4 separate regions of the Homo sapiens genome follow, and regions 1, 2 and 4 are each linked to region 3. Evidence: chromatin contacts called from ENCODE Hi-C or POLR2A ChIA-PET data. All regions are on one chromosome and are shown on one strand. The core of a region is the stretch at or near the end of the contact, and the rest is flanking DNA. Distances in the headings are between cores, read along the strand shown.

Region 1 (2,700 bases), core at 146-2,645, 1.2 Mb after region 3:
CCAGACCCCTAGACACAAAGTCTGTGTTCCCTGAACGGTGCCATATGCTGGGCGTCTCATCAAGGGGCCTGCCAGAGCTGCTCCCTGCAGATCTCCTTCCTGACTGGTCCCAGGAAGCACCTGAAGAACTTCCTGGAGGCAGCTTCTGAGGTGAGCAGACAGGGTGGCCACCTTGGCCTCTGGTTTTTCATCTCTCGTCAGGGTCCCCTCCTTGGCCCCTCATTACTCCATGGATGGGCACATGCCACAGACCAGTGGGTGGGCACCAGGATTCCAACCCAGTTCCTTCCAGACAGAGGAGGAAAGAAGGAAAGAGAGGCCAGAGAGGGAAGGAGCCAGGTGTGAATTCTCAGAGTGGTTCGAGCAGCAGCCGCACCAGAACAGAGGGCTGTGACCTTGGGCAGGTCTCAGGGCCTCTCTGGGCCTCAGTTTCCTCATCTGTGAAGTGAAGCTAAGGTCCTTCCACCTCTTAATCCAGAATCTCATTCCCCTGGTGTCAGCGAGGGGCGGACGCACCCCACCCTCGGGGGGCGGATTCAGCAATCTTCAGACCAGGACAAAAAACGGGAAGGGCAGGAGGGAGTGCAGAGGGGACTCTGGGGTGGCAGAGGGCAAGGAGAGGAAGCCGCCCCCGTCTAGGGGGCCCGCCCCAGCCCCACGGGAAGTGGGACGGGGAAAGGCACCCTACAAAGAAAGGACTCCTAGCTCCCAACTGGTTCGAATCCCACCTCGGCCACTTACTGGGTGTGTGACCTTGGGTAGGGTAACGCCTCTCTGTGAGCCTCTGCTTTTTCCAGAAGAAACGGGAAAAATCAAAGTGCTGCCTTCTCTGAGTCAATTAGGCGACCCTCATTACGGCGACAGTCGGGAAGTATGGGGTCTGGGCCCGCCCGGGCACACGGAGGGTGCCTGCCGCAGGTGGCCGGTTCCCTCGGGGCTGCCCAAGGCTGGGCGAGGGCCTCTTCGCCCAGCTGGTCGGGATCAGGACGCGACACGGAAGAGACCCCAGCTCTGCCCTGACCCCGGTCCGGGTCCGCAGGACGCAGCCCACTCGCCCTCAGAACACCGGCTCGCCTGGCACCCGGCGCGGCCCGGGCCCCGCTCGGACTCGAACCTGGTGGGGGCGCGCCCGGCAGAAAGCGGGGTGCTGGGACAGCGGGACCCCCACGCGCGACCCTGGTCTCCCGGGCCAGTCCCCTCCCCAGGTCCGGGCGGCTCACCAGGGCCGACTTGGATGCTGCGGTAAGTGGTCAGCCCCGCCGGCCAGTCGCCGCCACCGCCGCGGGCCCCGCCCAGCAGGGGCTCCGACTCCGCCTGGGGTTCCGCCATCCAGCAGCCCACGCGCTGGACCCGACCCTCAGAAGCTCAAGCCCCGAAGGCGCCCAGCTTCACTGCGCAGGCGCGGAGACCCCGTCCCTGGCGTTTTTGCTGACGCGCGCACGGCACTGTGGCGCAGGGGATCCCTGCAGTCCCAGCCAATGAGAACGGGGAGGGAGGGGTGGGGTTCTCCTGAGTGGGGCGGAGCTAAAGGGCCCCGCCCCTCTAGGGTGGAGCTCAGCTTCGTTCCACCCAGGGCGGGGCAGCGTTCTGGGGCTTAAGGGCCGAGGGCTGGGGAGGAAATATGTTCTCAAAGGATGTCTTTCCGGCCAGAAGCTTCAGCATCACCTGGAAACATTTTAGAAATGCAAATTCTTGGGCCCTTAAACCTACTAAATCAGCAACTCTGCGGGGAGGACCCAGGAATCTGTGTTTTAACAAGCATTCGGGGTGATTCTGATGCATGTGAGTATTGAGTACACGGGGTGACTGCAAAGGACTCCCCCCAGAATGGAACTGGAGTTTACCCTCTGATGGTGAAATTAGGAGGATTCAATATCATTAAGGGAAAAGTTTAAAAACATATGACACACTTAAAAAATATTTACAACGTATATAAAAAGTGTTTTCAACATTAATGCATAAAGACCTTGTATTCGTTTTCTATTGCTACAGTGACTAATTACCACAATCTGAAAATATAAAATAACTCCCATTCATCATCTTTCAGTCCTGCGGGGCAGGAAACCTCCTGTCTCAGGGCCTCACGAGGCTAGAGTCAAAATGTCAGCTGCCGTGGGCTCTTATCTGCAGACTCTGGGGAAAGCCCACTTCCAGGCTCATCCAGGATGTTAACAGAATTGTCTCCATGGGCCTAGGACTGAAGTCCACGTCTTCTTGCTGGATGTTGGCTGGTGTCATTCTCACTCCTAGAGGCCACTGCATTCCTTCCACGATGGCTTGAACACCTCCATCATCAGAGCCAGCAAGCAAGAGCACGCTGAAGACGCTTCGAGATGCAGCAAGACGCCTGTAATCCCAGCCCTTTGGGAGACCGAGGCAGGTGGATCACGAGGTCAGGAGATCGAGACCATCCTGGCCAACATGGTGAAGCCCCGTCTCTACTGAAATACAAAAAGTTAGCCAGACGTGGTGGCACGTGTCTATAGTCCCAGCTACTCGGAGGCTGAGGCAGGGGAATCGCTTGAACCCGGGAGGCGGAAATTGCAGTGAGCTGAGATTGCGCCACTGCACTCCAGCCTGGCAACAGAGCGAGACTCCATCTCAAAAAAAAAGGTGCTGCAAGACGCTTCCAATCTCTGTGACTTCCCCTTCTGCCATACCTCTTTACTTTTTCCCCCTCTTTTGGGGAGGGGGGAGGGT
Region 2 (2,700 bases), core at 201-2,700, 2.0 Mb before region 3:
AGAGCGAGACTCTTTCTCAAAAAAAAAAAAAAAAAAAAAGGTCTCCCCTGGTCTAGGCTAATGTGCGCCCCGACCAAAGATGTCAGGAGAACAAAGGGGTAAGGAAGGTACAGTGGGACAGGAGTTTGGGAGGGGGTTCACAGAGCTAAGAAAGATCTAAATAAAGATCTAAATAACTGATCTAAATAAAGCAGCCCCCACAGATTCCCACTCACTGGGCCCACAGAAGCCAACTCAATGTCAGACTGCAGGGCAGGAGGTACAAAGCCGCTAGAAGGCTGCAAAACCAAGAGTGCTAACTCACCCCAGCACCACTACCAACCACACTGGGCTGAAAGGCACAGCCACAGGACCTGGCCCACTCAGAGAAGCACCAAGTCTGGCTCTGCTCTCACTCAGCACTCATAGCTCAGGGCTAGGGCAGCCAGGTAACCAGGGCTCAAGCCCAGAGCCAGGGCTCAAACACTCACTCATTGGTTCAGAAATAATGGCAAGGTCCCATACAGCCTCAGCCTCTGCTTCCCCAAGCCTTCCTCTCTACACCACCCATCACCGCCCCCACCACCCATACACGGCCAGGCAGAACCCCAAAGCACCGAAAGGGGCCCTAAGGAAGCTGCCAGGCATCCCCACACACCCCGTCAGTCCCTCTGCCCCGACTCCCTCTCCTGCTCACCACTCAGTCCCTATCCAAACGGGACTGCACACAACGTGGAATGCACATCCTCTCCCCTGCTCCCTTCTACCTGGAGGATGCCTGAAGGGGTCTGCCGGGGAATGCCCGAATTTTTCGTCATCACAGTCACACTGGGCCACAGAACCCCATATTCTCTACCCTCAAGGCTCCTGAAAGTGCCCCCAGACACACAGCAGGAAGTGCCCCTGCGTCCCTCCTCAGACCCAGGAGAAAGCCAAGGCTCCCACTCTGGGGGGTGGAGGCGGGTCTGGCGTCCCACCGCCCCAGAAACCCTCACCCGGGCCCTTTCCACACCCGGCCGTGCCCGCGCTCCCGGTCCACGCCAGCCCGCAAGGAGCCCCCGCCCCACTCACAGGACGCAGAGCGCGAAGGCCCCCGCCACGCTCTCGCTGTCTCGGACCAGGAAGCTGCCATCGCGGCCCGCCCGGGCCAGCAGCTCCTCCGCGGCCGCCCGGCTCAGGTCGCGGTGGTACCAGGAGGGGGCCTGGCTGCCCAGGGCGCCCCCCGGGCCCGGCGCCCCGCAGGCCGAGGCCATGGCCCGCGCAGGGCTCAGCACCGCCCGCCCCCGCCGCCCCGCGCCATCCGCCCCGAGACGCTCAGGGCTGAGGCTGGGGCCGGGCCCGGGGCCCGGGCTTGAGGATCCGTGGGCCGGACAGAGCCGGGGATCGGGACTCAGCACTCCGCCGCGCAGGCCGCCTCGTTCACCGCGCAGCCGCCGCTGCCTGCAGCGCCGGCCTCAACTTGAAGAGAAAGAAAAGTTTGTTCAGAGGCGGCGGGGGAGGGGCAGGAGCGGAGCGCAGGGCCGGCTGCCGCCCCCTCCCCCTCCGCTCGGCCCGCAGCCCGGGCCGCCCCTGCCCCCAGCTCCTCCTGCGGGGACGGTGCCCCCACCTTCCCGAAGGGCCCGGGACCTCCCAGACCCCACAATGATCCTGCCCCCATCATTCACCCGAGGAGATCCAGTCCCCAAATCCCCATCGAAATCCGAGTCCCCCCATCCTGGCCCCGACACTTCGGGATCCAGGCACCCCCTGGAGAATTCAGCGCTTCTCAGTTCTCCCAATGATATGACCCCTAAGCCCCATAAAGGTCTGATTCCACTCCATGGCTCTTCCTCTCGTCCCCCTTACAGCTTGGCTGCATCGAGTTCCCCAAACCTGCGAAGGATCCAGGACCACCCCCTACCCATCCTCTTCCCTCCACCCAAGCGGGCGGGGCCCCCAACTCCTGCGAAATGCAGCCCCCTCTTAGATCTGAACCCCCAACTCCACGGGAACCGTCCCCCGGCAAAGCCTGCGGGGAGATTCCCTGGCTAACCAGGCTTCTGAAGATTCTTACTCTGGCGGGGGGCCCAGACGAGGTGCGACGTTCTCGAGCCTCTCACGCAGCCCCTCCCAGCCCCGCAGAGCCCTTCCCCCTCTCGGCCAAGTTCCCCAGCACCACCCCCCACACCCGCAGGCCGGGCCTTGAGGGGGTTCAGCAGTCCGAAGCCAGGAGGATCCCTGGCCCGTCTAGTAGAAAGTTCCCTCCCGGGATCCCGGCCGCCGCACGCAGACCCCCACCTCCCGGGCTGCTCCGGCGCCCCCTTCCCCGGACAGCGGCCCTGGGCTCCAGGCGGCCACTTAAGATGGCCATCCGCGCGCGCCCCCGCCCTCCGCGCCGCCCGCCCCGCCCCGCGCCGCCCCGGGGAGCCGGGGGCAGCACCGCGCCTCGCCTCACCCCGCCCCGCGCCTCGGTCCCGGAGCCGCTGGCCCACTGGGTGACCTCGGGCAAGTCGCGGCGCGGGGTTGAGCGTCGGCTTCCCGCTCTGGAAAATGGGGATCCTGTGGCGAGGGCCGGCTCTGGGGGCCGAGCTCGTACCGCGCTCGGCACCGGGCCTGGCGCCCAGCCCGCGCTCCCGAACGGCGGCTATTTTTATTATTAATTAAGGAGAAACGAAGGTGACAGCTGTGTAAACTGTAAAGCGCGGCTGCGGAACGAACGGGTATTATTAGCACTCGCCCCCG
Region 3 (2,700 bases), core at 1-2,500:
CCAAAGGACTACCCTCACAAAAAAGGGCAAGCCCTGGGGTAGTCTGTTTGCAAAGCTGTACTTGTTTTTGCTGAAAACAAGTGTGCTTCTGTTACCTATTTTTTTTACTTCCCAGTGGGGTGGGGAGGGTGGGGGGGTAGGGGGGGAGAAAGTCAAAACACATGTCACCCAATCATTTTTCAGGAAAAGCACAGAAGGAGCATACAACCAGCAAAACTGACAAGTACAAAATCCATCAGGCATCTTGCAGGAATGTGTGCAGTCAGCTCCCGGGAAGAACTGACGGCTCCCTGAATTCTTGGGCTGGATTTGGTGAGCACTAAAAGGAACCGGATTCGTTAAACGCTGGTAGAAGTGTTTTCCAATGGCTGCAACGGTTGGTCAACCTAACTTACGTAAGTTTACAACCGAAAAAAAAAATCCACAATGGAAATATAGCAGGTCGATACAGCCGGGGGCGGCTAGGAAAGAGGGAAAAGTGAAAGGTGAGATTACGAGAGTCTATTAAGTGTCTGGGATATAAAGACAGCGCCAGGGAAAGGGGAAGTCGCTTCTGAGCCTTTCGGGCAGTACTGGGGGCGCGGTGGACCCCTGAGAGGGGGATGCCCCAGACGGCGCACCTGATGGGGATGGTGACCTCCAGCCTGCTCGAGCCGCACTCCTCCCCTCCTGTATCAGGTGCGGCGGAAGCCCCGAACCCCGGGGGGTGAGGACCGTTGACAACGGAGCCCGCTCGGGCCAGGGCTTTCAGCGGCCACAGGTCCCCGCCCCTCGCCCCAGCGCCCGGGTCACGGGGCGCGGGGCTCGGGGAGGGGCAGCGCGCAGTCCCCGGAGCCGTCCCTTGGGGCGCGGGTGTCCCGCCGGAGCTCTCCCAGCGCGACCCGGCGCCGCGGCCTCGCCCCCACCCGTCCCGGAGCGCACCCTTCCCCGCGGAGACATCTAATCGGCTGCGTGGCCGCCGCGGAGACCGGGACGCGCCGGTGACGCCTGGGCCCCGAGCCTGCCTCAGTGTCCCGCTCCCTTACCTTGCTCGCCGGCGGGAGCGGGCGAGGAGGCTCCGCGGCGGCTCGCGGGCGGCTGCTCGCTCCGGGAGAGCTTGGGAGCCGACGAAAGCAGCCCGCGGCCGGCGTCCGCCTGCCCGCCCCACGCCGCGGCCCCGGGGCCCGCCGCCCCAGTCACTAAGGCCGGCCCGCGGCCGGACACTGGCGGAGCGGAGGAGGAGCGGGCCCGGCTGCGCGGCGCCGGCGTCTACGTGCCCGACGTCGAGCGCGTCGGCGCGAGCGTCAGCACCGCCCCGGGGGCGGGGCCCGAGGAGCACCTTGGCCCGAGTACGCAAGCGCTGTCTCCTCAGGAGGGGGCGGGAGGCGGCCCCGGGGCACTGATTGGCTGAGCGAGACGGGAGCCACGCCCCCCAGGCCCCGCCCGGGTCGCGGGGGAGGGGGCGGTCTCCGGGATGAGCCACAGGTGGGCGCTCAGGTGCTCGCCGGGTCAGCGTCTTCCTCCGGGCGTCCCCAGTTTCCCCCCACGGCTGCAGGGACGCCGGAGGCCTTTGCTGAGTGTCTACCGCGCCTCGAGTTCTGAGCTGGACGCGTCCGGCACGTCAGGTCCCTCCCGAGCTGGAGGCTCTGGATTCGCACCTTGCAGAAGAGCGAACCGAGGCTTCAGTCACCACCGAGGACCCAGACCCCGCCCGCCGCGGCGCCCCTACGGTCTCCCTGGGCCTGATCTGGGTTCAGAAGGACGGAGTTCCCGCCAGGACCCACTTACGGAGCGCTGCCTGCCGCACCTGGGGACGTCCCGGCGCAGCGTCCAGAGTGCAGGCTTTGCCGCTGTGGCTTTCACTCTGCAGCGTGGGCCCGGGCGACTCGGGAAACCCGCCTGGGCTTCAGCGCCTCCGATGTAGGATGGGAAAATGATGCAGACCTACCTGCGAGGCTGCTTTAAGACATGAATCAGATGTGAAGAGCGACTAGTTGAGAGCCTGACGGGCAGCACTGCGCGAGTCTTGGTCATTTCATCTTTTCCGCAAGTTTTTTTTTTTTTCCAGACGTTGTTTCACTCTTGTCACCCAGGCTGGAGTGCAATGGCGCCATCTCGGCTCACTGCAACCTCTGCCTCCCGGGTTCAAGTGATTCTCCTGCCTCAACCTCCCGTGTAGCTGGGATTACAGGCGCACGCCACCAAGTCCAGATAATTTTGTATTTTTAGTAGAGACGGGATTTCTACATGTTGGTCGAGCTGGTCTCGAACTCCTGACCTCAGGTGGTCTGCCCGCCTCAGCCTCCCAAAGTGTTGGGATTACAGGCGTGAGCCACTGCGCCCGGCCTCAGCAAGAATTTTTAAACATCTACTATGGGCCAAGTCTTGTGCTAGATGTTGCAGATACGGAGATGAATAGAGACACCTCTAATTAATTAAAGCGGATGCCCTCCCCACTCCTCCCAGGATTTGACTCGGAGCACAAACTCTTCACAAACCAAAATGTCAGGACACCATCGCCAGTGTCCACTGGCCACTGCTGTTGGTGTGAGGCAGCCAGGAGCCCCTCAGAACTAGTAAGTCTGAGAAGAGGCTGCACGGGGCCTAGGAGAGGGAGAAATGAGCCCGTCCAAGGTGAATTCCTTGATTCTCCATTGTGAGTGCACCAAGAACAAGCACTCCCTCCGACTGACTCTCGCCTACCAGGATCTGGAACACCTT
Region 4 (2,774 bases), core at 175-2,674, 1.4 Mb after region 3:
ATGGGGGCCGCGTAAATGGATCACAGCATAGTCAAAGGAAATCTTATGCAGCCTTGGGAAGGCCGGTGGTCATCTCCGTCCCCCAGCAGAGACCTGTCTACGACGTAAGCCAAGTGAAAACAAAACAGCCTTACAGACAGCTTGCATCCTAGCCTTCCTTTAAAACAGCGAGCCCGGGAACCGCAGGGAGAGTTAACTGCAGCGGTGGTGGGGGGCGGGATCAAAGGAGAACTTTCATTTTCTCTTCTAAATTCTTCTGCGGTAACAACTAAATGATACAGAAAGAAGGATGGTTGCAAACATGGATTTTTTCATAACTAGAAGAAGTGGTCGAACTTAAAAAGAGCAGGGTTCATAAAAGAGGTTTAAAAGAGTCTTTGTTCATAACATCGGTGCATTTATGGAGCACCTGCTGTATGCAGAGCCGCCAGCTCGCGCCTGGAAGCATTGCGGGCAAAGATAGGGGAGGGGTGGCTCCCGGTCAGGAAGACCCCCTTGGCCCTCCTGTTACGCTTGGGGCCCCTCTCCCTCCCCCTCAACCCCCTGGGTCCCCTGCAGCTGCGCTCGCCCTAGACTCCTGGGACCGGTGGATGTTCAGTTCCCGCTCCCGGCCCCTCTCCCGAGCTCCAGCACAAGGGTCTCTCGGTCGCTCTGCCCTGGCCTCCAGCTACTCCTCTCCCAGCACCTATTATGTTCTTGACGCTGGAAGAATTATTTTAGTAAATCTCACCAAAGCCCCCCAAGTGAGGCATTTTTATCCTAGCTAGATGAGGAGGAGCCACGCTGCCTCTGGATCGCGATGACTGCCACTCGTGGTATAAGGTCTGATTTGGGGCATGGGCTGTGGAATCAGATCTGGACCCAATGTCCGATCTATCACTTCCCCGCGCTTTTTTTTTTAGAGACGGGGTCTCGCTACGTTGCCCAGGCTGGCCTCGAACTCCTGGCTTCAAGCGACTTCCCGCCTCCCGAGTAGCTGGGATTACAGGCGCGCCCCACCACTCCCTGTGGATCGGTTGCTTCTCAGCTCGGTGATGTGGGGTAACTTATTTCCTGGCCCGCGACCCTTGTCTGCATGAAAGAGTCAGGGGTGAATACCATCAGGGGGTGCCTGGAGCATTACACGGGGCAATGCCGATAGATAAGTCGCGAGGATCAGCCAGGCACGGAGCTAAGCGATTTTATGCGCACGGCCTCCACGAGATGGCTCGTTTTACGGATGAGGAAACTGAGGCTCGGAGGGTGAGGAATCTCGTCCTAGACCCCATTCCGGCAGAGGTCGAGGACGCGAGCACCCGCTCGAGCCTCAGTTTCCCTCCCCTCCTAGCCCCGCGGACGCCCCGCCCCGCCGAGGCCCCGGGCCCGCCCTCCGCGCGCCGGGAGTCACCCGCCTGCAGGCGCCGCAGCCGGACCCGCCTCAGCCAATCCGCTGCTGCCGGCGTCGGGTGCGCTCGGCCTCGCCCGCGGCCCTCCTTCCCCGGCTCCCGCTCGCCGCTCGTTCACTCCACCGCCGCCGCCGCCGCCGCCGCTGCCGCTGCCGCTGCCGCACCTCCGTAGCTGACTCGGTGAGGCCCGGTCGCCCGCGGTGGGGAGGGTGGCGGGGCGGCCCTGCGGGCTGCGGGGGCCGGGGACGGGCGGGGCGCGGGGCTGCCGGGAACCGGACCGGGTGGGGGACGCCGCCGGAACCGGGGCGCCGAGAGGAACCCCGGTATTCCCCCCGGACGGCGGGGTTGTGGAGATCCTGAACCCAGAAAGAGGCCGGGGCTCCCCATGTTCCCCAGGGGATTGGGTCTGAGGGTCCACCGGGGGTCGGTCCATCCGCAGGCGGGTCCCGTGCGGCCGCGGGAGGGATGCTCGGCCCTCCGGACTTGGCTGGACGCCTCCGGCCCGGGGCCAGCGGGGCCACCGGCTCCCTTGTCTCCCACTCCTTAATCCGCCCTGGACTGGATTGAGTCTGAGGGTCTGCCCAGGGGTCGGTCAGCCTGCGGGTGGCCGCGGGAGGGATGCTGGACGCTCTGGATGCTTTCCAGGATGCCTTCGCCCGGGGCCAGTAGGGCCTCCGGCTCCTGTCCCTGCCCATCCCACCCTGGCTCTGGAGAGGATTGGGTCTGGGGGTCCGCCCGTGGGTTGGTCACCTACGGGCAGGTGCAGTGCGGCTGAGGGAGGGGTGCTCGGCCCTCGGGATTCGGCAGGGCGCCGCTGACCCCATCCCAGCGTCCGTCTCCCCGGTCCCCCTCCCCATGCCCGCCCTCGCGGTGCAGCCGTCGGGACACGCCCTTGGCGCAGGGACTCCAGGCGCGGTCCGAGCGCTGCCGTGAGCAGGATGAGGGTGCCGGGCCCAGTGCCTGCTTGGGAGCGCCCCGCAGCCTCTCCCGTGCAGCGCTGGGTCAAGGGCGGGTGGGCGCGGAGCATGTGCCCAAGGTCGTGCCGGGCTGGGAGCGGCGGGGCCGCGGGAGGGTGGGGGTGTCACGTGGCCGTGCCCTGGCGAACTTGGCCTGCGAGCCCGACGGTGCGGTCAGGGCCACGCGGGGCAGCCCCTTCTCGGAGCCACCGCCGCGGCCAGCCAACAGCCGGCTTCTTTCGGTTTGTCAGGAGAGGCCATGGGTCAGCGTCTTTATAATGTAAATCCGCCCTTGGCTTTCGTTAAAGCCGCAGAACTCAAAGATGAGGGCCGATCTTACTTTAAAAAAAGAAAACAACTCAGAGAGTTAAAAATCCCAACTACCTACCAGGTTAAATACATAACAAAGTTAATATTCCCAACTCGGCACAGG

What was found. Hi-C counts contacts between places; a loop is a spot of excess contacts on that map. ChIA-PET counts read pairs that join two places held with the same protein, here RNA polymerase II (POLR2A). Pooled maps may share reads with other maps.
Region 1: a loop to region 3 is called in a map of CD8-positive, alpha-beta T cell, with 14 times the contacts of the local background. The contact joins the promoter of TPCN2 here to the promoter of PPFIA1 in region 3. A Hi-C loop is called at or near these places in 2 of 168 maps with a recorded cell type or tissue (CD8-positive, alpha-beta T cell and naive thymus-derived CD4-positive, alpha-beta T cell), 1 of 37 single-sample maps with no recorded cell type and 10 of 50 pooled maps.
Region 2: a map of naive thymus-derived CD4-positive, alpha-beta T cell shows a loop between it and region 3 (9-fold over the local background). The contact joins the promoter of INPPL1 here to the promoter of PPFIA1 in region 3. A Hi-C loop is called at or near these places in 1 of 168 maps with a recorded cell type or tissue (naive thymus-derived CD4-positive, alpha-beta T cell) and 6 of 50 pooled maps. POLR2A ChIA-PET finds 5 or more read pairs at or near these places in 1 of 52 experiments (naive thymus-derived CD8-positive, alpha-beta T cell).
Region 4: a map with no recorded cell type shows a loop between it and region 3 (13-fold over the local background). The contact joins the promoter of CPT1A here to the promoter of PPFIA1 in region 3. A Hi-C loop is called at or near these places in 3 of 37 single-sample maps with no recorded cell type and 6 of 50 pooled maps.

What each region holds. Positions count from the first base shown.
Region 1 is chr11:69,047,627-69,050,326 of GRCh38, reverse strand. It overlaps TPCN2 (two pore segment channel 2), which reads right to left and starts at 1,395. Exons shown (of 25, transcript NM_139075.4): 1 at 1,221-1,395. The coding sequence starts at 1,329. RefSeq lists silencers at 968-1,067, 1,148-1,317, 1,438-1,657.
Region 2 is chr11:72,223,517-72,226,216 of GRCh38, reverse strand. INPPL1 (inositol polyphosphate phosphatase like 1) reads right to left here and starts at 1,450. Exons shown (of 28, transcript NM_001567.4): 1 at 1,051-1,450. The coding sequence starts at 1,232. RefSeq lists silencers at 965-1,174, 1,185-1,544, 2,095-2,494.
Region 3 is chr11:70,269,240-70,271,939 of GRCh38, reverse strand. It overlaps PPFIA1 (PPFI scaffold protein A1), which reads right to left and starts at 1,250. Exons shown (of 28, transcript NM_003626.5): 1 at 1,026-1,250. RefSeq lists silencers at 646-1,075, 1,116-1,665.
Region 4 is chr11:68,840,566-68,843,339 of GRCh38, reverse strand. CPT1A (carnitine palmitoyltransferase 1A) reads left to right here and starts at 1,424. Exons shown (of 19, transcript NM_001876.4): 1 at 1,424-1,565. RefSeq lists an enhancer at 505-1,030 and silencers at 1,176-1,535, 1,556-1,605, 1,816-1,895, 2,156-2,255, 2,306-2,585.